Linked DNA regions of Homo sapiens: region 1 is linked to region 2. Evidence: chromatin loops called from intact Hi-C (ENCODE). Cell type or tissue: endothelial cell of umbilical vein. All regions are shown on one strand. Links, peaks and the distances in the headings refer to the core of each region. The heading gives the core; the rest is flanking DNA.

The links. Hi-C counts contacts between places; a loop is a spot of excess contacts. Peaks named below come from ENCODE experiments on the same cell type or tissue, not always from the same donor. Only the 100,000 strongest peaks of a DNase experiment are listed, where the experiment ranks them.
Region 1: it touches region 2 in a loop (6-fold over the local background); 8 of 110 quality-filtered maps call a loop at or near these places.

What each region holds. Positions count from the first base shown.
Region 1 is chr11:22,426,122-22,437,565 of GRCh38, reverse strand. No RefSeq gene overlaps it. Among named protein-coding and RNA genes, the nearest start is that of LINC01495, 60 kb to the left of the region's middle. In endothelial cell of umbilical vein, for the core only: no CTCF peak of the experiment used is centred there; DNase peaks (open chromatin) are centred at 4,535 and 5,095; H3K4me3 peaks cover 1,188 bases; H3K27ac peaks cover 804 bases.
Region 2 is chr11:22,780,694-22,792,137 of GRCh38, reverse strand. The region is part of intron 7 of GAS2 (growth arrest specific 2); the gene reads right to left. Among named protein-coding and RNA genes, the nearest start is that of LINC02718, 43 kb to the left of the region's middle. RefSeq lists enhancers at 1-43, 10,787-10,836, 10,867-10,916 and a silencer at 4,241-4,535. In endothelial cell of umbilical vein, for the core only: a CTCF peak has its summit at 4,366 (motif pointing right); DNase peaks (open chromatin) are centred at 4,377 and 6,617; H3K27ac peaks cover 1,444 bases.

The DNA.
Region 1 (11,444 bases), core at 1,968-9,967, 350 kb after region 2:
CCAGATTTCTTTTCTAAAACCCCAGATGATAAGGAACGGCATGGAAGAAATGGAGCCTGGCATGCTAAGTTGAGAACTTTGATTTTCTGACCACAGCAAATCTATTTTTCCATCGCTGACAATTAGGCCACACATCCTTTAGAGGTGTGCCTTGATCAATGACACCCAGCTACACAAAGCAGGCCCTGCCCTCTGAGCGATCACTTCATCTAAAATGGATGCACATTCTAGCTTTCCTGCACTAGGCCACTAGGCCGAGGTGCAGCGTATAGGTCTTTACCAACAGTCCTTTGGTAAGGCCCTTACCAAGTCTCTCTTGTAATTGAATTGCTTTTCCTTTATATTTGATACTTAAACCAACAAATAAAAATGTTTTATTTCCAAATCATTTCAAATGTTGCAAGGCAGCAACCAGAGCAAATGTGACTCAAATCATCACTAAAGAATATGTTCATGGGAGTGTGCACATGAAACATTGCTGAGTAGTTGTAGAATATAATAAAAAAGGGCACTGTGCCTCCTACACTTTGCCATCACAGTGCTCAGGGCAATACCTATTTCACACCAATTCCAATGCCCAGGGAAACACCCATGATCAGTGTTGGCTTTAAGCACTGAGTAGCTACTTAGGGTGGTAAGCTCCCCAGCTTCTAGCATATAGCAGAGGATCAATAAATAATCATTGAATGACTAATTTTCCACAATGTCAGTACATATTTCAAGCATTCACCATGAGTATGGCCCCTCTAATCTGGAAACAATATGCTTGTGCTGAAGACCAAACAAATCCTGCGGTCTGTAGCACAGAAGCTTAAATTCGTAAATCCTGGAGGTTTACGTACTTCTGTTTGTAAAGATGATAATATTTTACCTTTAGAGAGATGTTACATCCAGATCACTGCTGTCAGATGAAAATATTGGCTTAGCCTACAGCCCTACTACAAAATATAAAATGGTAACGTCTAGAGAAAACAAACACATTATCATTTGGAGGGAGGGGTGTGCTTAGGAAAGCAATAAAGAAGCCGGATAACTAACTTAAACTGAGTTAATAATGGAAGGTTTAAAGTATCCTAATTGCTACTGTCTGAATGTGTTCCCCCAAAATTCATGTGTTCAAACCTAATCACCAATGTGATAGTATTAGGAAGTAGGACCTTGGGAGGTGATTAGGTCATGAGGGAAAAACCTTCATGATGGGATTAATGCCCTTGTAAAAGAGGCCTCAGATGAAGGTTGGGGTGAAATCATAGCATATAGCAGATGCTACAAGATGGTACCACTGCACTCCAGAGCAAGACTCTGTCTCAAAAAAAAAGAGGTCTCCGAAAGCTGTCTTGCACCTTCCACCATGTGAAGGACACAGCAAACAGTTGCCACCTATGAGCCAGAAAAGGGGCCCTCACCGGACACTGCATCTGCTGGTGCTTTGATCCTGGACTTCCCAGCCTCCAAAACTGTGAGAAATGGATGTTTGTTTATAAGCCACCCCATTTATGGTATTTTCTTATAACAGCCTGAATGGACTAAGCACAAATTATTGCATTTTGTAGTTATTTTTCCCCACCCTTGATATTACTCTTTTATTTCTGTATTTCAATACATGTATTATCCACACATTAGCACAAACTAAGTGCTTAATAATTTTTGTTGAATTAACTTCATACACTGGTTGTCCCATTATGGTTTGAGGATCCCTGGAGGTAGTGGTGTGCTGGAGCAGCTTCTGACATCTCTTGAGGACCCACTGTCAAATTTTATTTATTATTATTATTTTTTTATTTTATTTTATTTTATTTTATTTTATTTTATTTTATTTTATTTTATTTTATTTTATTTTATTTTATTTTATTTTATTTTTTTGAGACAGAGTCTCATTCTGCCGCCCAGGCTGGAGTGCAGTGGCGCAATCTAGGCTCACTGCAAGCTCCGCGTCCCGAGTTCACGCCATTCTCCTGCCTCAGCCTACCGAGTAGCTGGAACTACAGGTACCCGCCACCACACCAGGCTAATTTTATTTTTTTTGTGTATTTTTAGTAGAGATGGGGTTTCACCCTGTTAGCCAGGATGGTCTCAATCTCCTGACCTCATGATCTGCCCACCTTGGCCTCCCAAAGTGTGTATTTTATTTTATTTTAAGTTCTGAGATGTATGTGCAGGATGTGCATGTCTGTTACATAGGTAAACATGTGCCATGGTGGTTTGCTGTACCTATCAACCCATCACCTCGATATTAAGCCCCACATGCATTAGCTATTTATCCTGATGCTCTCCCTCCCCCAACCCCCAGCAGGCACCAGTGTGTGTTGTTCCCCTTCCTGTGTCCATGTGTTCTCATTGTTCAGCTCCCACTTATGAGTGAGAACATGTGGTGTTTGGTTTTCTGTTCCTGTGTTAGTTTGCTGAGGATAATGGCTTCCAGCTCCATCCATGTCCCAGCAAAAGACATGATCTTGTTGCTTTTTATGGCTGCATAGTATTCCATCATAAACATGTACCACATTTTCTTTATCCAGTCTATCATTGATGGGCAATTAGGTTGATTCCATGTCTTTGCTATTGTGAATAGTGCTACAATGAACATACACATGCATGTACCTTTATAATAGAATAATTTTTATTCTAATATCCAGAATCTACAAGGAACTTAAACAAATTTACAAGAAAAAAAAACAAACCTTTCAAAAAGTGGGCAAAGGACATGAACAGACATTTCTCAAAAGAAGACATGTATATGGCCAACAAACATGAAAAAATACTCAACTTCACTGATCATTAAGGAAATGCAAATGAAAACCACAATGAGATACCACTTCACACAAATCAGAATGGCGATTATTTAAAAATATAGAAACAACAGATACTGGCGAGGCTGTGAAGAAAGAGGAATGCTTTTACACTGTTGGTGGGAATGTAAATTAATTCAACCATTGTGGAAGACAGTGTGGCGATTCCTGAAGGATCTAGAACCAGAAATACCATTTGACTCAGCAGTCCTCACTGTCAAATTTTAAAGAATTTTGTGAGTCAGTCCTTAAACATAATCATTATTAAAAAGTATATTATAAAAACGTCAATTAAACAAATTATATTAACGTAAAGATAATAAATATTCACAACCCATCATTTCCTAATCATTTTACTACATTTTATTACAATCTTGTTAGGCTCTTGTGGTTATTTCTAGCTGTTGTATTTGTATGGTAGAAATACTATAGAATAATGTGCTACTGCCTGTCTTTTCCCAACTTTGCATTACCAGCCATGTTGGGAGTATTTACACCAGAGAAATTGGCAGTGCTACAAAGTGGGCTTTCTCTTCAATGATGAACTGGTTATTAAAACACTCTCCACAAGTGGAGCAGCACACCTCTTATTGAGAGTTCTCAAGACTCTTTCTGGTACCAGGTCCTCTCTTTTGGTATGAGTGGCTAGATTTCTTCATGTATGTTAATCAAAGCAACACATTAAAACAGATTGAATGCAGAAGCAGAGATGAGACTCGAACTATAAGCTCCACACTAATTTTCAAAAAATGGAAATCTATGTATCCCTTCTCATTAATTTTCTTCTTCATAAAAATGAGTTATTTGGGTTATCATCTAATGTTTTATTGCTATTTTAAAATGAATTAATAAGTATTTTTATTCCAAATTTTGCATTTTAGCATGATAAACAGTGATAGATACAGTTCACAAAAACGAAAGCCCTTAGGGTCCTCAATAATTGAGAGTGTGAAGGAGGCTGAGATAAAAAGTTTGAGAATCATTCATTTTTCAATGCAGTTAATTCCATATCTCGCTTTTTTTGACTTAGCGTAGTTAAACCAGAAAAGCAGGTCTGTATTCCTACGGCTTTGTGACCTTGGTAAGTTAATTCTTTACCTCTTCAAATCTTTATTTCTCCAACTGTGAAAAGGCAATGTTAGAAAAGATTTTGTCTCACGGAACCATTTTTTAGCTTTTAGTTTCTGTAACTATGAGAATTATAAATGAACTTTGCTCCTAGCTTGAGGGCAGTGAAGTTATTTCTGCTTTGTCATCCTTTTTATACCTCCAAATCCCATCATCACTGCCTTTAACAATCTTTTCTGCCTAAGTTCTTCCCCCCACCCAAAAGATTTTTCATTGGATTACATCACTGTACAGTAATTACAGAAGTTACTATTTCCAGTTGTCAAAAAAACCAGTTCTGCACTAAACTGCATGCCATGTAGCACATACAAAACACAGTGCAGACAAAGAAAATGCCACAGTTTAGTGTCACCCCATCCATCAGGTGGAAAAATGAAATGCCTAAAGCAGGCAATGCGACCGAATTTAATCAAGCATACTATTACTCAGGCCCTGCCTTGCATCTCCCCACTGCAGCGGAGTGAAATAGAAAGACATGTGCTGCCTGTGCATTTTCTCTTTTCTGTGAAAACACCACGGATTAGTATCTGCTTGGCGTCCTTAACCAATGTGTGAATACGTGTCTTAATTCCAGGCTAGTGCGCGTCTGCTTTGCCTCCGAAATCACTGCGGCAGAATACAAATAATGTATGAAATAAAAAGCCTTTGCCAAGTGCGCCAAGACTACAGCCTTCACTTACGAATCACATCTGCGTCTCCGTTTTCTTTACGCACCCGCAGTAGGATCAAGATGTGAGATCGCAACCCAGTCTGCCGGGAATTTAATTTCCATTTCCCCTCCCAACATCAAACCACCACGAAAACCAACCCTTCCCGGCGCGAAGCTGCAAGTAAGATGGGGAAGGCCAAGGGACCGCGTGGCGAGCCCGCACTGTGGGGCGCGCCCGCCTCCCGCCGCAGACCCTGGAGTGAACTGGGCTTCACTGAGGCCTGAGCCGGGAAGAAGCCAAAGAATAAGAGATGCGATAAAATGGCTGCCAGGAGGGGGTTTCTGTATGCTAAGGGCAGCCTGCCTTCCCCAAGGGATCCAGTGTGCTTCCAGCCCGGCTCCAGGCAGCGGCCGAGACGCCTCAAATTTGGGCCGCATCCCAAGGCCAAGGAGAGGCGACTTCCACAGCTTCATTTAGCTCTGCAGAAAGTCACCTCCGCCCCCACCCCCATGCGGCACGTGCGGCAAGCCATCACCATGGCAACCTTCCTTTCTGCCCCTCTCTTGTTATTGAACAGCTGAGACACCCAGCGTCCCTGAACTTGTTACTGCACAAGTTAATGCGGTCCTCTGAGGGCTTGGTTTCCTAACTATTGTTCTTTGGGCAACTGACTGCTTCCTGAAACAAAAAACAAAACAAAACAAAACCCTATGCGTGTGTCTCAGACGTTCTCCCCACCACTCCTGGCCCCAAATGTCAGCGAATCTGGTCATTCTCCTCCTAGGAGGCGCAACAGAATAAACTGGAAGGAAGCAAGGATTCATGTCCAACCCTTATTTACTGACACTAATGTTGGAACCATTTTGACGTTTGCAGCCTTCAGTTTCACTAGATATAAACCATTAATAGTTATATGACTACCTCTTATATATGGTTGGTGAGTGAGCAAATTGATGCAGTCTTCCTGTGGGCAACTTTTTCAAGAAATAAATAGAGGTTTGAACAAAATATAGCTACAAAGATACTCATAGGAGCAAATGGTTATAATAGTTGTTTTTAAATCAAGCTAAATGTAAGAAAACGGTTGAAGAAATGAATACAATGAGATAACCACTGGGTGATGCAATTACAGGTGACTTTTTCCTTATACTTTCTTTGACAATTATAAAAATTATATAAGAACAAAAACATGTTTTGTTTTATTGTTTCAACATGTCTGATGTGGTTTATAAACATATAAATGAATCTTTACTTATAGATTATACATAAAAGTATTTTCCTCAAAGGAAAGTGTGAAGATTAAAATGGAAGAGCTCTGGATCACTTGGATCATTTGTTATTGTTTTTGTTTCTTTCCCCTCAGATATCTAAGTATTTGCATTTGGTTTGGGAAAAATTATTTTTAATTATTTATGTTCTACCAAAGAAAACAAAATGATTTTCCATTGAACACATAATAATATTAAGAAATACTCAAAATCACCTTATTGTCATAAACCTTCATTAAGGATAAAGGCTTTCATTTTGTTCTTATTCTCTGGCTATAGAATTTCAATTCAAAGAGCAGTTGTTGTTTTAAAATGGAAATTCATGAGTGCTGAGAGGCCTGGCTGCAGAGCCAGATTGTGCTCAAAGTGGAATCCTTCAAAACCGCCTTCTCTGAGGTCCCTGCACCCCAGCCCTGGAACGGCAGGGAGTAGCTTGCCATATCATTTACACAGAACTGCGTGATCCTTCAGGGAAACCACTCTCTTCCCATTGTGGGTAAGAGTGAACCTGGCTGTTGTCAAGTAGCCTGTAAGAAGCCCTGCAGTATCACACTCAAGGCACCTCATCTCTGAGGAGGGCTCAGGGAGCACCCAGGCCTGACCAACAGCTGCAATTAAATCAGGGCCTTTTAAGACTTGAGAAATGCTCACTTTGAATTATTCTGAAAGAAAAAAAAATCATAGACCCGGGCAAAAATTTAGCTACGCGAATTTAGTTTTTATACTATTTTATAACAGTAAAATTTTAGAATCCACATAAATGTCGAAGAATTTAAAAAAAAATCTGTGTTACAGCTGGATGATAAAACTATATGCAGCCATTAAAATTGAACATATAGGAGAATATGCAGTCATGTGGAAAAGTGCTCACTGTGCAGTGTTAAGTGAAAAGAAAGGCATGTTAAAAATAGAATGTACTTCATGACCCAATTTTTATAAAATATTTTGTAATGCACACAAGATTTAATGTGTTACAAACATTACTTGAAATTTAAGCTCCAAAATTGAGGGTTGCCAGTTGTATTTTTTCTTTTGCCTTCTCTAATAAGTCAATTAATAATAAGGTATTGATGGCTGAAGTGATTATTAATAGGGCATTAATGAGAGAGAGTGTATTTTATTAGTACCCAGGAAATGGTACTACACACTCTGATGACTTTTCTGGAATGCATTTTGCAGACACTTCAAAACATTTCCAAAGCATACATTTTATAAGCTTAGTAATTAGAGGATGATAGATTGCCTGAGTCACTTTACCCACTTCACATATCCATTCATCTGGACTAAAGCGTTTGCGCCTTGTGTTTCTTTCCAACCTAAGTTTTGGAGCACATATAACACAATTTTCCTGAAGACATCTGTTTACAACATTGAAAAGATTAAATCAAGCTAAGGATTGTCCAGGCACCTAGTAAGCACATTCTAGTATCCTCAGAGTGCACGTGTGCTCTGGATTCAGATCTGATTTTCCATGAACCCCTCATTTATAATTGGAGAAGCAGTTGCCCACATGACTCTATAATGGAAAATCCACAAAGGCTATCCCCTCAGGGTGGATGGCCAAGCTTTGCAGCCCAGCCCAGCAGGCCCTTTATTTCCTGGTTCCTGCTAACCTCTTCATGTCTCAACCCTGCCTTTCCCACCTTCTGTGCTCAGCCACAGTGAGACTATCACAGTGAACACAAAAGGAATCTTCCTATGGGCTGAACATTTTTATGGTTAGCCAAACAAATCTATGGGGTAGATATTACTCTACTAATATTCCTCCCATTTTACATATGGAGACACTGAGGGACGGACAAATCAAACAATCTCATCATCCACAGTTCCTATCATTTACAATTAATAAGTATTAGGATGTGAACCCAGGAAGCCTGGCTCTTGATCTTAACTGTTATATCTCCACCGAGGTAGCATGTAGATTCCCAAATTAATTTTTAACTTCAGTGATTTTCTGCTTCAACCCTTCTGCGTAGGCTTCTTCTGTGTAGAAGTTCTTTCCACTTAGCCAAACTCTCATTCTTCTTTCAAAACACAGATATAATATATCTCCTCTGGAGAGTCTTCCTCAGTGCTCCCATATGTGCCTCTGTCGTGGTTCTTATCACTTTGCTGTAAAGCATGATTTACCTCCTGCCTCCACCATGTGTCTTCAAAGACAAGTTTCAAATTTCTATTAATTTTTATACCTCCAGTGCCCAGCACAGTGTCTGACACATAGGAGGTACTTAATCACTTATGCATGTATGAATGATTACGAACAGCACCATAGAGTTCTGCTTGCCGAAAACTATCATCTTTAATGTCCCACCATAACAGCCACTGTAACACCATTGGAGTTGGTGTTATGCAAACAAACACTGGACAGGTATCCAGAAGAACAGTGCAGTGCCAGCTCCTAAAGAACAGGCTTTTCCTTGGTGGGCTCTAGTTAAATGTGGACATATCCTTCGGGAGGGGAGAGAGAGTGTTAAGAAGAACTATTAAGATATTATCAGGCATTATTTTTGACAATTTGTCAGGGCCCCAAAACGGTGGGACAGAGGATGAGTAAATCTGATATCGGGCTTAGGGCTTGGCCAAGAAAACACACCTGTTTAATGGGGCACTGTACTCTGCAACCAACACAAAGAACCAGAGATGTCTACCTAGGACAGTTGACACTTCCCCTGTCTCACAAGTTTCATCAAGACAGTCTTGAAATTCATGGCATATTCATGTCAATGTTCTTAAATAGTAAACAATTACTTTTGCTCATTTTAGCCAGGGCAATAGTAGGACAGACTGAAACAGTAGAAAACAACTGATATTTATGCATTAAAAGCAATACTTAATGAATATTCAACATAAAAGCATGTTTCTGCTTGCATCATTCTTACTATTTGCATCATTTTCCTATTAAAGTCTGTATCTTTTTTTGCCAAATAGTTTATTATTATTATTATGCTTTAAGTTCTGGGATACATGTGCAGAACGTGCAGGTTCCTTACATAGGTATACATGTGCCACGGTGGTTTGCTGCACCCATCAACCCGTCATCTACATTAGATATTTCTCCTAATTCTATCCCTCCCCTGCCTCCCACCCCTTGACAGGCCCCAGTGTGTGATGTTTCCCTCCCTGTGCCCATATGTTCTTATTGTTCAACTCCCACTTATAAGCGAGAGCATGCGGTCTTTGGTTTTCTGTTTCTGTGTTAGTTGGCTGAGAATGATGGTTTCCAGCTTCATCCATGTCCCTGCAAAGGACATGAACTCATCCTTTTTTATGGCTGCATAGTATTCCATGATGTATATGTGCCACATTTTCTTCATCCAGTCTATCATTGATGGACATTTGGGTTGGTTCCGAGTCTTTGCCATTGTGAATAGTGCTACCATAAAGCTATGTGTGCATGTGTCTTTATAGTAGAATGATTTATAATCCTTTGGGTATATTCCCAGTAATGGGATTGCTGGGTCAATTTCCCCTATTTAATAAATGGTGTTGGGAAAACTGACTAGGCATATGCAGAAAACTGAAACTGGACCCCTTCCTTACGCCTTATACAAAAATTAACTCAAGATGGATTAAAGACTTAAACCTAAGACCTAAAACCATAAAAACCCTAGAAAGAAAACCTAGGCAATACCATTCAGGACATAGGCATGGACAAAGACTTCATGACTAAAACATCAAAAGCAATTGCAACAAAAGCCAAAATTGACAAATGGGATCTAATTAAACTACAGAGCTTCTGCACAGCAAAAGAAACTATCTTCAGAGTGAACAGGCAACCTACAGAATGGGAGAACATTTTTGCAATCTATCCATCTGACAAAGGGCTAATATACAGAATCTACAAGGAACTTGAACAAATTTACAAGAGAAAAACAACCCCATCAAAGGTGGGCGAAGGATATGAACAGACACTTCTCAAAAGAAGACATTTACGCGGCCAACAAATGTATGAAAAAAAGCTCATCATCACCGGTCATTAGAGAAATGCAAAACAAAGCCACCGTGAGATATTATCTCACGCCAGTTAGAATGGTAATCATTGAAAAGTCAAGAAACAACAGATGCTGGAGAGGATGTGGAGAAATAGGAACACTTTTACACTGTTGGTGGGAGTGTAAATTAGTTCAACCATTGTGGGAGACAGTGTGGCGATTCCTCAAGGATCTAGAACCAGAAGTGTCTGTATTTTTATTAAAATAAAGACATTATCTCAAATGTCTTTTGAATAAACCTGGGAATAAATAATTATATAAGATGAAAATAAACATCCTGTTGTTTCATTTTGAGGGACTGGTTTAAACTTTGCTTTGAGTGTTTAGGTTTATTTGTGATCACGTTTATAAGGGAATCTAGTATATCTTCACAGATGTCAAAACAAATGCTTTGAAAGAAAGTGTCAAAATCCTAGGAGACTCATGTCTACTGATTTGGAAGAAAACAAAAAAGATTTTCATCCAAACATATTTCCTGCACTTTAATTATAGAAATTTAAATATGGGATTTAAAGTTTCATTTGACCATTGTTGAAAATTTTATTTTGTGTTGTAGTGCTATTTGCACATTTAAAAAGTTATTTTTTGAAGTTTTGCAAAGTTCTCATAGATATCTAGTGACTCCTTGTGGAGTTTCCCTGCACACATAATAATTCACTAAAAAGGTTAAGAAATCACAGAGTCTCAGAGTTGAAGGGACCGTAGAAGTACTTAATGCCAACTTCCACCCAGTTGGGTGTCTATTTTGCAATAACCATGAAAGATGGTCAAAAATGTCTGATGACAAGAAGGAGTCTTTTGGATTGCTGCCTACTTTCTGCTCTTCTAATGGTGACAAAGAGTTACAAATTGTGCTGCAGTTTTCCTGGGATTTTGTCTCAGAGGTAATCATTTCAACAAGGCTCAGAATCAAAGTAAAAAGAAGAAAATTTCACATTGGCCAAAATCTATGATGCCCATTGTGATTCTATGGAGAATTAGATCCTCATGGAAGACTTGATTTCACTTAGAATCCAAGAAATTCACGTTCCAAGTACAAAGAGGTGTGTCTAACCCCCTGAGCCCCAAGAAACAATATCCCTTTTACTCTCAAATTGTACCATTACTTTATGGGGTTTTTTTGCCTTTCATTAATATCCAATAATCTTGGTAATAGATACCTGTCATTTGGGTCTCTCAGTACCTAATCTCTTGCCCTGATAGTACCCTAATCACCTTTTGCGGAACAACTTTCTCCTATGTTGTGTGTAGTCTACATGGCACAGTAAAACTGATTGCCCACTTTACACACCTGAAGCTTCAGTATAGCCATTATAGTCATGAGATAATAAAGACATTATCTCAAATGTCTCACAGTGGGTGACCTGAAGCTTCGGTATAGTCGGGTGGTTATAAAAGCCAATGAGACAGCTTCTCCCAGATCACTGAATCTTAGGCAAGAAATAAAAACCATAAGAAGCCATTTAAAACTGTCATTGCACCAGTGTTGCCCAGTCAGACTCTTCCAGCTTTGAGGCCATCTCTTCACTTTACGGAGGCACCTTGGATCTTGCCTGGTTTCAAGCCTGGTTCTTTGGGCTTTCGGTCCTTTCTTGACATTCCTGAATCCTTCCAACATAT
Region 2 (11,444 bases), core at 2,189-10,188:
TCAGCTATGTGGATCCCTCAGCCACTTCCTTTTCTTTCTCCAGTAACCCACTGTGTGCAATGATATGTTCCTGCTTGCACAAATATCTTTAGTATTTCAGAATCTTACCTGCATATCCATATCACTTCATGTCAGTGAGAAACTATGAGTTTTCTGATAAACACCTTCCTGTGCCTTTTGTATTTTAAGCTAAAAAATGATGTTAAAGGAACACCAATATTCACTCCTCATTGATAAGTCTAACTTATATTTCCTAATTGTTTTCAATTCAGCTCAGCCTCCAGTGATGTGCTTGTTTGTAGAAGGGCCTCATATACAGAACCATTCCTAAGTTGCCAACACTTTGGTTTCATGAAGTCATCGCCTTATCTATAGTATATGTGTAGGGAGGCAAAGCTGGCAATAGTGTAACTCATTCTGATTCTGTTCATTCCTTCATTTGTCTTAAAAGCCCTCTTTTCTTGGTTCCAATATCTTTTAAGTTCACCCATATCTCTTTTCTGCCACTTTGTGATTCATTCTCCCTAGTATCTAGCCAGTTTATTATAGTGAGATCAGAAAAAGAAAATTAATTAATGTTAAAGTCACATTAGTGGCCTCCAGATTTTAAGATCTTTCCTCTTTCTTTTCCTGTATATTATGATTAACACATACACTTTAATGGAAATGGATATTCCATCTTTGGCCCATTAACTTCTAAAAGTAGTTGCGAAAAGCATGTCTGTCAGATCTTGAAGACCTCAGCACTGAGACCTGCAAACTGAGATGTGCTATCCATCTACACCATGGACCTGGTGGTAATCTCTGATGTCTGATGTCAGCACCTAAAAGGCTTGCCTCTCCCTTTATATTTTATTTTTGTCTATTTCTCCATTTAGAGACACCCCCATCCCCTCTACACCTTTTCTAGATCTTTAACTCAGTTTCACAAGAAATTCCATTATCCAGTCACTCAGTATCTTCACCATAAATTCATTCTCAAATCTCAAATTTACCATTTTTTTCTTCTCTGTCTATCCATTACCCAAACAGGTCTTCAGGAAGGGGATTTAATCTTGCCTAATCTATTCTTTTTCATTTTGAGTATTTGATCTCTGATAGCAGCTATTTTTGCTAGAATTTCTTCACCTTTGTGGTTTTGTTATCTATGCTCTCAGTGTTATTTTTATTTCTCCTCTGATGTCCATTTATATAGCTGTTTTATTTCCCAATTATCTTTGACACTCTGAAGCAAAAAACAGGTCTTCTCTGCATATGCTACATTTCAAATTTCTTATTACAATGCAATTTTAATAATCTATATTATCTATCTATATTTAATAATATATCTTTGTTAAGCTTATTCTAATAAAGGATGCTAAGAAAACATACTGAAAGCTGGGTGTGGTGGCTCACGCCTGTAATCCCAGCACTTTGGGAGGCCAAGATGGGCGGATCACTTGAGGGCAGGACTTCGAGACCAGCCTGGCCAACATGGTGAAACCCTGTCTCTACCAAAAATAACCTGGTGACTGAGCGAGACTCTGTCAAAAAAAAAAAAAAAAAAATAGAGAAGAAGAAAACATTGAGGATACTTTCAGCCGAGTCTTTGAGGGCAATAGGTTTTGTGAAAGTGTCCTCATTGGAGGAAATGATATGAGCATCAAAGAAAAGTAGGACATTGTTGGATGAAAAAGTATAAAAATGCTTTCCATCTGAGGGAAATCAGGTGCAGAGGGACAGAAATGTAAAGCAGCATGGCTCTGTACACAGCACTGAGTAGTTCACTATTTTTTTTATTATACTTTAAGTTTTAGGGTACATGTGCACAACGTGCAGGTTTGTTATACACAAATGCGAGAGGGATAGGAGAGGCCCGTCTGAACGCTATTGCAGTGGTCCAGGCTAAAGAGGGTTGACTGCACCAGGGGTGGTGTGGATGTTAGAATCCTTCTCTCAGTGTTCCAATTACCTCACTCTCATCCAATTTCCCACCAGATTTTTGCTCTCTTTTTTCCGGGATGCACTGCTGATTCACAGATGGAGATCATGCCATTGGCTGTAACATGTGTTAGGTAGGTAGAGTAGGTAGGGGTACACATAACCCATTTAACAGAGGAGAAAAGGGAGACAGAAGGAAAATGTGCTTACCAAATATGTTGTCTCTTTCTAATGACTTCCAGAACAGACCCGGAGAGCCATGTTTATGTATCATACCATGTTAGAAAAATAAACATACTTTCTCATAGCTAATGTGTTATAAGGAACCATTTACTTGTTTTATAACTCGGTCAGCATTCTGAAGTAAAATATATATCCGTATATCTCTCTATATAGAGAGATATATATTTCTTTTCTGCTAGTTTCAAAGACTACATTAAAAATACATATCATGGCCGGGCGCGGTGGCTCACGCCTCTAATCCCGGGACTTTGGGAGGCCAAGGCGGGCGGATCATGAGGTCAGGAGATCGCGACCATTCTGGTTAACGCGGTGAAACCCCGTCTCTACTAAAAAAAATACAAAAAAACTAGCCGGGTATGGTGGCGGGCGCCTGTAGTCCCAGCTACTCGGGAGGCTGAGGCAGGAGAATGGCGTGAACCCGGTAGGTGGAGCTTGCAGTGAGCCGAGATCACGCCACTGCACTTCAGCCTGGGCGACAGAGCAAGACTCTGCCTCAAAAAAAAAAAAAAAAAAAAAAGAATATATATATATATATATATATATATATATCTCATATGAGATACACACACATACACACACACACATATATATGTACATATATATGTGTATATGTGTATGTATGCCTATGTGTGTGTGTGTGTTTGTGTGTGTGTGTGTGTGTGTGTGTGTGTATATATATATATATATATATATGAAATCTAGGCATACTGCCCCAGGAAATTGAACTTTTTCTACTTCAGCCAATTAACTACTGACTAGCAATTGATTCCCAAAAGTATCTCCATCAAATTAGTGTCAATCCTGATAACAATGACATGGCATAGGATCTTGTACTTCTTCTCTATTACAGTAATGATCAAGATAATTATATATATAATTATATTTGAATTCTTTTCCCACTACATTGATCTACTTTGGGAAATTATAGGTAAATCATCAGTATTTCCCTAGTGATTGCCACAATTCCTGGCACATAGAGGGATTTAAAATATCTATTAAATGATAATTAATAATTACTGAGTAATTACCTAATTGGTAGACACTGTGATATGGACTTTAAATGCAATATCTCATTTAATTTTTATACTTATTTTGTGAAGGAAATACAATAATTATCTCCAGTTTATGGTTGAAGAAAATGGAATTTTAGATTTTAGTATTAATAGAGATAGTAAATTATTTAATCACAAAATTTAGTAAGTGGCAGAATTGAGATTCAAACTTATACTACTGACTATTATACGATGTTGTCTCTCTCAAATATATAAATGAGGGAATAAGTAATTAAATAGCTTGAATTTGCTGGCAATTCATGAAGCATCACATAAGCTCTGTCCCCAATTAGTACAAACCCTAGATTAATTAAAAATATAAAAATCACTTTTGATCTGTAATTACTATAGTGTGCTTTTTCTATCAGTGGTTCTCAACCCATGAGACATTTGACAATTTCTGCAGACCTTTTTGGTTCTCACAAGTAGGGGCAGGGATACAAGTGCTTACACTGGCATCTAATGGGTAAAGGCCAGCAACCCAGTGAAATCTCCTACAATACACAGGATAGCCCCAGGCCCCAAACAAGGAATCATCTCATTCAAAATATCAAGAGCCTGAGTTTGAAAAATCCTATTCTATATCATATGATTGTTCATATGAAGAAGTCAAATCATACTGAAACTTTTCCTGTCAAAGGAAGAAAAACATATTTTCTTCATATTCTAAATCTCAGTGATAATTTCTTGTTTCTCATGTCTCTTGGCCTCTCCTTTTGGTGTCACTTTTACTACCATGAGCTTAATTAACATGCAAGACTCACAATATAACATTTTACTATAACATAATAACAGTGCAAATAGAGCAGACGTAGTGCTACATTCCTTTTACTTGCAGAGCAGCATATCTTGCTTAAATACAAACTTAAGGAAACGCACACCATTTCATGTTGCAGAGGCACTCCGACACCTTTCAAAAAGATGAGCTACATGACAAGCAAGAAGCCAATAAACCATTCCACTTAAGCCAGCAGCTATTCAAAATTACATACTTTAAAAAGAAATGCGAACCAATAAACTAACACAAACATATCTCAACCATATTTAAGATCTCTTTCAAAAGAACTAACAAGATACCAAGCTGTTTTCCAACCCTGAATACCTGACATTGAAAGAAACTCCTAGCAAAATAGTAGTTATTGAATCTAAGCACTAGGTGGCAGCAGCACATTAAATGCGTGGGTTTGTCCCCGAATAAAAATGCAGTGCTGCATTGTTTAAATTCTATCAGAACTAAAGAAGCAAACGTGTTTTTCCCCCAACGCTTCTCACCAGTGACTCCAATGTATTTTACTGGGCTAAAAACTATTTAGCTGATCTTTTTTCTTTTTCTTTTTTCTTTTTTTTTCGGAATAAATCTACTTGTCACTCCAGCACATATGTTTCTCTGTGTGAAAGTAACAAATATTTAATGTGTATGTGTGTATGTATACACACATACACACAACAATTATGTATACATAACTATGTATATGTACATGCACTGCATATATCGCATATAATTGTATGTTATGCACATTAAATTGATAATAAATACTGAATAATAGGAACAACATTACTTTCTACTGAGCACTTTATCTCATTTAATGCTTCTAGTAACCTTATGAAGAAAAATATTTGCTTTCTCCCTTTGCAGTTTAATTGCCAAGGATCAGAGAGATTGAGCAACCTGTCCAGGGTCACACAGCATAAATAGCTACAGAGCCTGGATTTACGTCATACATTTCAGAAAACTCCAAGTCTGGGAGCTTTTTGAGAGCAGGAATCTTGTTTCATTAGTATCTATTCTCTCTCACCAAATATAGACAAATGCTCAAAAATGTATTATATCAGTTTTAAGAACAATTGTGTATTTTCATGGTGGTGAAGAAAAAGAATTCATGTGGGGAAATGAAAGTGATTATTGGGATGCATGTTAAGATGTGGATTATCAGGCCTCACTTCAGACAAATGAAATCAGAATTTCTTATGGAGGTAGTTTTCTAGAAGTTATCCATGTGATTCTAATATGCATTGTTCAGAATCTATAGGGTAGTGACTATGAGAATGAGATTTTAAGAAGTAGTAGAAGCCTTTCTCACTTCTTTCTGAAAAGTCCTCAAAAATAAAACTGAAAATACCTAACAGTGTGATATTTAGCACTGAAGGAGATACAAGTTTGCACTCACCAACACTGACAATGTCCTACCCATTTGCATCTACTTTTGTGGTCAATTTTGTAACTTCATTGTCAGAGACAGGTATCTATTTTTGTCTATTTCCACACAAGGCCAACATTCATAGAAGTAAACGGTAGATACAATTACAATCATTTCTGTACTACATTGCCGATTATCTTCTAGAAATTCAGCAAATTGTTCAAGACACGTCTTGAGATATGACTTATTACTAATACTATCCTATATTACTATTACTGAAAACCAGTCCTTGCATAGTGGACAGTGATAAGTTCTTTCTGCATGAATAAGTGGATAAACGCTTATCTATCCATACATAAGTAGATTAATGGACATAGGAGGACTTGTTAGGTAATGAGATATGCAGCTGATCTTATTGGTTAATCTTCAAAAACCCACTTCAAGACATTCTCAGTAATTTTTACCAGTATTTCTATCTGGCCAATTGTTTTCAAAAATAATAAAGATTGATGGTGACAGCTCGGATGAAGTTCATTTTCACAATTTTTTTTTATCCAACTCATGTAAATGTAAATCTATTTTCAAAAATAAAAGCCTGGTAAGCTTTGTGATTGTTTTAACAGAACTAAGGGACATAATTAAGAACATTTTAAGCTATTCTGAGGTGGATACCGCAGAAGCAGAATCTGTTTGTGGACAGATAGAACAATAAAAGGGTAGTTCTCTGCTTGGTTTGCTTTGGATTTTAACCAAAACTCCCCTTAGAAAACTAAGTCCTTTAGAAGGATTTATCCAAGAAGTATGCCTTGAATTTATTATATCCTTTCATGTTCAGAAACTGTTTCAGATAACTACATATTACTCACAGTCCATAGCATCATGAAGGTAATTTCTGAATGTGCCAATATGTTGACATCTTCCAGAATTATAATGCCAGTTCCCCGAAAAAAGTACAGCTATCTATGTTTACAGTTTTTGTCCTATACTCCCTTATAGACTTATAATCCTGAAGAGAGCGACAAGGAAGAGGACACTAGAAAACAATCTTTTCAACGAAAGTAGCATATATCTAGGACTTTGAATGGCAAGCAGCTTAGAGCAAAAAACCAAGTGCTGAAGATATAGTTTAAAAAAAAGGTAGAAACATGCTTAGCAAAGAGTCCCCCACAAAACTTGTAATCTGCATAAATTGTCAAGGCACAGCTGTGGAGGTGACAAGGGCATTTCCTGATTCCCAAGACATCAGCAAAGTCCTTTAATCAACACATACATTATTCTGTTCTGTATGTAATATTGTTCTTGAATATTAAGCAGCCAGTGATTCAGTACCATCTGGCACTTCCTGGTTAAGCACAGCTCTGATACAGTAAGAATGTGTCAAGAGTCCAGGAAAGCAGTTTCCAATGAGGACAATGCAACAGAGTGAATCAGACAGGCTAGGTAGGAGTGGGAGAAAAGACACACTCTTCCTTCACCCAGGATGAATGGAAAAAAGAGGAGGTGGTAGGGCATCAAATGCTTTGTGCCACTGACCTTCTTTTTCCATGCGGACTATAAAGATGCACTTTCTGAGTGCTATGGGGGGATTTTTGTTTTTGTTTTTTATCCCTCAGTAATGATGCAAAGTGTGGGAGAGTACATCGGGCTTAGATGACAAAACATCCACGACTCACACAGACCAAGCAAGCTGTTCTTGGCATTCAGAATCTCTACATTTGGAATATGTCTAGTGTGATGGAGGAACACTGGAATTTTTGCTATCCCTTTTCCTCTTTTTGTCCTCTAAGACTGAAGGTGTCCTTGCAATTTAACCACAGGATTGCCTGTGTCAGGTTTACTGGAACCTTCTGTAGCCATGCCAGAAGACGCAAAGTGGTCTTCAAATGAATCTAAACCATGACCTCAGATCTTATAGTTAAAAGCAACAATGAGTTGGGGAAACCAGGTAGAAAGAGAGACAGGAGAAATGTCTCAGAAATGAAAGTGAATGCCTCTACATAGGAATAGAAGAGGGAAGATACACAGAGGATTTAGGCTACTTATGAGAACATATTTGTAGGACTGGGTTTGATTCTGAGGCTCATATTGGAGGAACGACATAGTCATCTTGGAGCATATACAATAAATGTGCATAGGATGGTAAAAAACCTATGAAACCTTGCTTGTGGGGAAAGGCTGAGTGAGCAGCTACCATTTACATTGTGAGCAATGACTATTATATGCCAGGCTCTTAACGTATAATCACCTGGAAGGCAGTTATTTCTATATCCATTCTACAGATAATGAAATTTAGAGTCACAGAAGATTCATGCCTTGCCAACCAATACTATGTGTAGCAGACCTGGGGAGGTTGGTATATGGTAAGGAATATGAACTATCTGACCTAGAAAGTACCTTGAACTTTAGTTAACTTTACTAGTAACTTACTATCATCAATCCAAAGCTTTCCTTCTCATAGTTGAAGACACAGAACCCTTAAATGATATCATTACTTTCCCAAGATAGTTTATAACAGAAAATACAAACACAGAATCAGTTGAGTCTTGACTTCATTCAGCACTGCTTCCCATTTACAGATTCAACACTATTCCTATCAAACTACCAATCATTTTTCACACACATAGAAAAAGCTGAAATTCATATGAAACCAAAATGAGTCCAAATAGCCAAAGCAATCCTAAGCAAAAAGAACAATGCCAGAGGAACCATATTACCCAACTTCAAACTATACTACAAGGCTACAGTAACCAAAACAGCATGGTCCTGGTACAGAAACAGAACTATAGACCAATGGAACAGAACAGAGAACACAGAAATAAAGCCACACACGCACAATCAACTGATCTTTGACAAACTTGCCAAAAGTAAGCAATGGGGAAAAGACGCTAATTCAATAAACGCTGCTTGGATGGCTGGCTAAGCATACACAGAAGAACGAAACTGGACTCCTTCCTTACACATATACAAAAAAACACCCAAGGTGGATTAAAGACTTAAATATGTCTCAAACTGTAAAAATCCTACAAGAAAACCTAGGAAATATCCTTCTTGACATGGGGATTGGAGTAAAAACTCACAAATGGCAAAGGAAGAATTTCCCCTCCTCCCAAAGGGGTGCTAACTCAAAAAAAGTAAGTAAGTGGGATCCTTAAAGGGCCAGAGTGAGGCCCTATGCAGTTGTACAAACTACTTCAAAAGTCACTGGAAAACTTGGCCTGGGGAGTGGGGTAACAGGAACGAAAAGCATATGGCAAGTCATAAGGAGCCTTTGCAAAGAAATTATGGCTAAGTCCTCAAGAGCATTGCAATAAAAGCGAAAATTGATAAGTGGAACCAAATTAAACTAAAGAGCTTCTACGAAAGAAGAGAAACTATCAAGGAAGTAAACAGACATGCTACAGAATGGGAGAAAACATTCACAAGTTATGCCTCTGATAAAAGTGTGATATCCAGAATCTATAAAGAACTTAAAGAATTCAACAGGCAAAAAACAAATAGCCCCATTAAAAAGTGAACAAAAGACATGAATAGACACCTCTCAAAAGAAGACAAACAATGGCTAACAAACATGAAAAAATGCTCATCATCACTAATCATCAGAGAAATACAAATCAAAGCCACAATGAGATGCTATCTTGTACCAGTCAGAATGGCTTTGTTATGTCAAAAAGAAAAGGACGTTGGCAAGCCTGCAGAGAAAAGGGGACATTTACACACTGTTGGTGAGGTATGTAAATTAGTCCAGCCTCTGTAAAGACCAGTTTGGAGATTTCTCAATGAACTAAGAATTGAACCACTATTTGACCCAGCAATCCCAAGACTGGGTATGTACCTAAAGGAAAATAAATCATTCTACCAAAGGAACACATGCATGTGTATGTTCATTGCAGCACTATTCACAAGAGCAAAGACGTGGAATCAACCTAGGTGGCCATCAGTTGTAGATTGGATAAAGAAAATATGGTACATATATACCATGGTACGTAGACACTATACGGCCAAAAAAAAAAAAAAAAAAGAACAAAATCACATTATTATTATTATTTTTTTTTTTTTTGCAGCAACATGGATGCAGCTGGAGGCCATTACCCTAACCTAACTAACACAGGAATAGAAAACAACGTACTGTATTTTCTCACTTATAAGGGAGAGCTAAATTCTGGGTACATGTGGACATAAAGATGAGAACAATAGACACTGGGGACTACTAGAGGGGAAAAGGATGTGGGGGCAAGAGCTGAAAAACTCCCTGTTGGATACTATGCTTACTACCTGGATGATGGGTTCAAGTCATACCCCAACCTCAGCACTGGGCAATATAGCTTTGTAACAAACCTACACATATACTCTCTGATTCTAAAATAAAAGTTGAAAAAGAAAGAAAAAACACAGTACTTTCCAATTGGTTCACAACTAAGGAACCCCTTAACTTTATTTTTCTTTTAAACTTCTGGTTTCGAAAGAAAAATAATGATAATGATGCTACTACTGCTTCTGTTGCTGATGATAACTCTCCATCATTAAGAGGCTGTCCTCTCTAGCTCTCACAACAAATCTGTCTAATTAATACTATTAATCCCCTTTATATAGATGAGGGAATTCATTCCCACAATAGTTGCATAACTTACTCAAAGTGACAAAACAGTCAGTACCAGGGTTCCATCTTACAATTCCTTCCAATATTTGCATTATTTTTCACACACACAGTGCTGAAAGACTTTATCAGCAAATGTTATTCATTAGTAAATAACTTGGTCCCCATTTTAACTAATAAAAAACATATACATGAAATGCAGACCATCAACTGATTAGTATAAAGAAACAATTTTTATATTAATTTGGCCGAAAGCATGGTATCTGGTGAGTCCATGCAACATAGCCATTGGTAAAGGTTCAAGTTCCATTGTCTTTCTAAAACACTGAAATTAGCCTATGAATCCCAATTTTTATAAGCACAAGACCCAGGGATCTAGACAGTCCTAGAGGGGAACTGCTTTGTTACATTACAGTATCATAAAAAACAATTCCAAAAAATATAATATTTTTTGGACCTTATAATGTGTTACACCGAGTACCATAATAAACCTCAGGGAGTTTACCCACATTATCTTTAGCTCCAAACACAGACTAACAATTATGATTTTCTTTCAATCAAGGTTCCCAGTGAAAATCTATAAGTTGTTAAAGAGGTTACTAATCTCTTCCTATAGAAAGAAAGGCACCATAACCATGCAAGAGATCATGAGCACTGAACTTGTTTCTCTCAGAGAGAAAAATTACAAAAGAGAAATGATAGATGGTGCTTGCTAGAAATTTTAATTAAACCTGTGAATGAAAAGTCTGAATCAGGCTGAGTGGCAGCTGCACTCATACATGACCTGCTTCAGTAGCAGAGGCGGGAACATGTCAGGAAATAGATATTCTGTGAGAAAAGCCATAATACCCTTGAGTTTCATTTAATCTAACTCTCCACGTGGCCTAGTTCTGAAGGGCCTTCTAGGAGACCCCCCATCCCCACCTCAGTGAATAGCTCAGAATACAAAGAAATCTCCTCTTGGTTGCTAAGTGACCATAGAGTGTGGACCACAGGATGTCTGTAGTGTGTGTGGGCTGTCCCTTGTTTGCCAAAGGACAGCAGACTCTGCCACTCTGCAACTTCCGGTTTTGCTGCAGTAATTAAGCAAATTGTCTGCCTCTACTCTGATCTGCTTTTTTTCTCAGGTTCTCACCTCTTAATCTATCTAGTCTGGGGGGATGTTATGAGGTCAAATGCCCTAATTCAGAATGCTTTGCTTTGTAAATGGTCAAGATGCTGTGATTATCTTTTTAAAATTTATGAACCACATTTACTTTATCATACTTTTTGAAATTTACAGACATAGAAGGCTGATTGAATTTAATCCTGAATCTAGGATTAAGCTGTTTCCAAATCAATACATTTCATCAGAAAAACATTCTATTCCTTATAAAAGCCATCTTTTTCTCCATTTTTTTGCCTGAGACACAGAACCACCTTGGACCATATGTGTCTGAGACCTACCACCAGTGATGGCAAAGTATTGAGCTGGAGTAACTGAGTCTGTGGGGACTT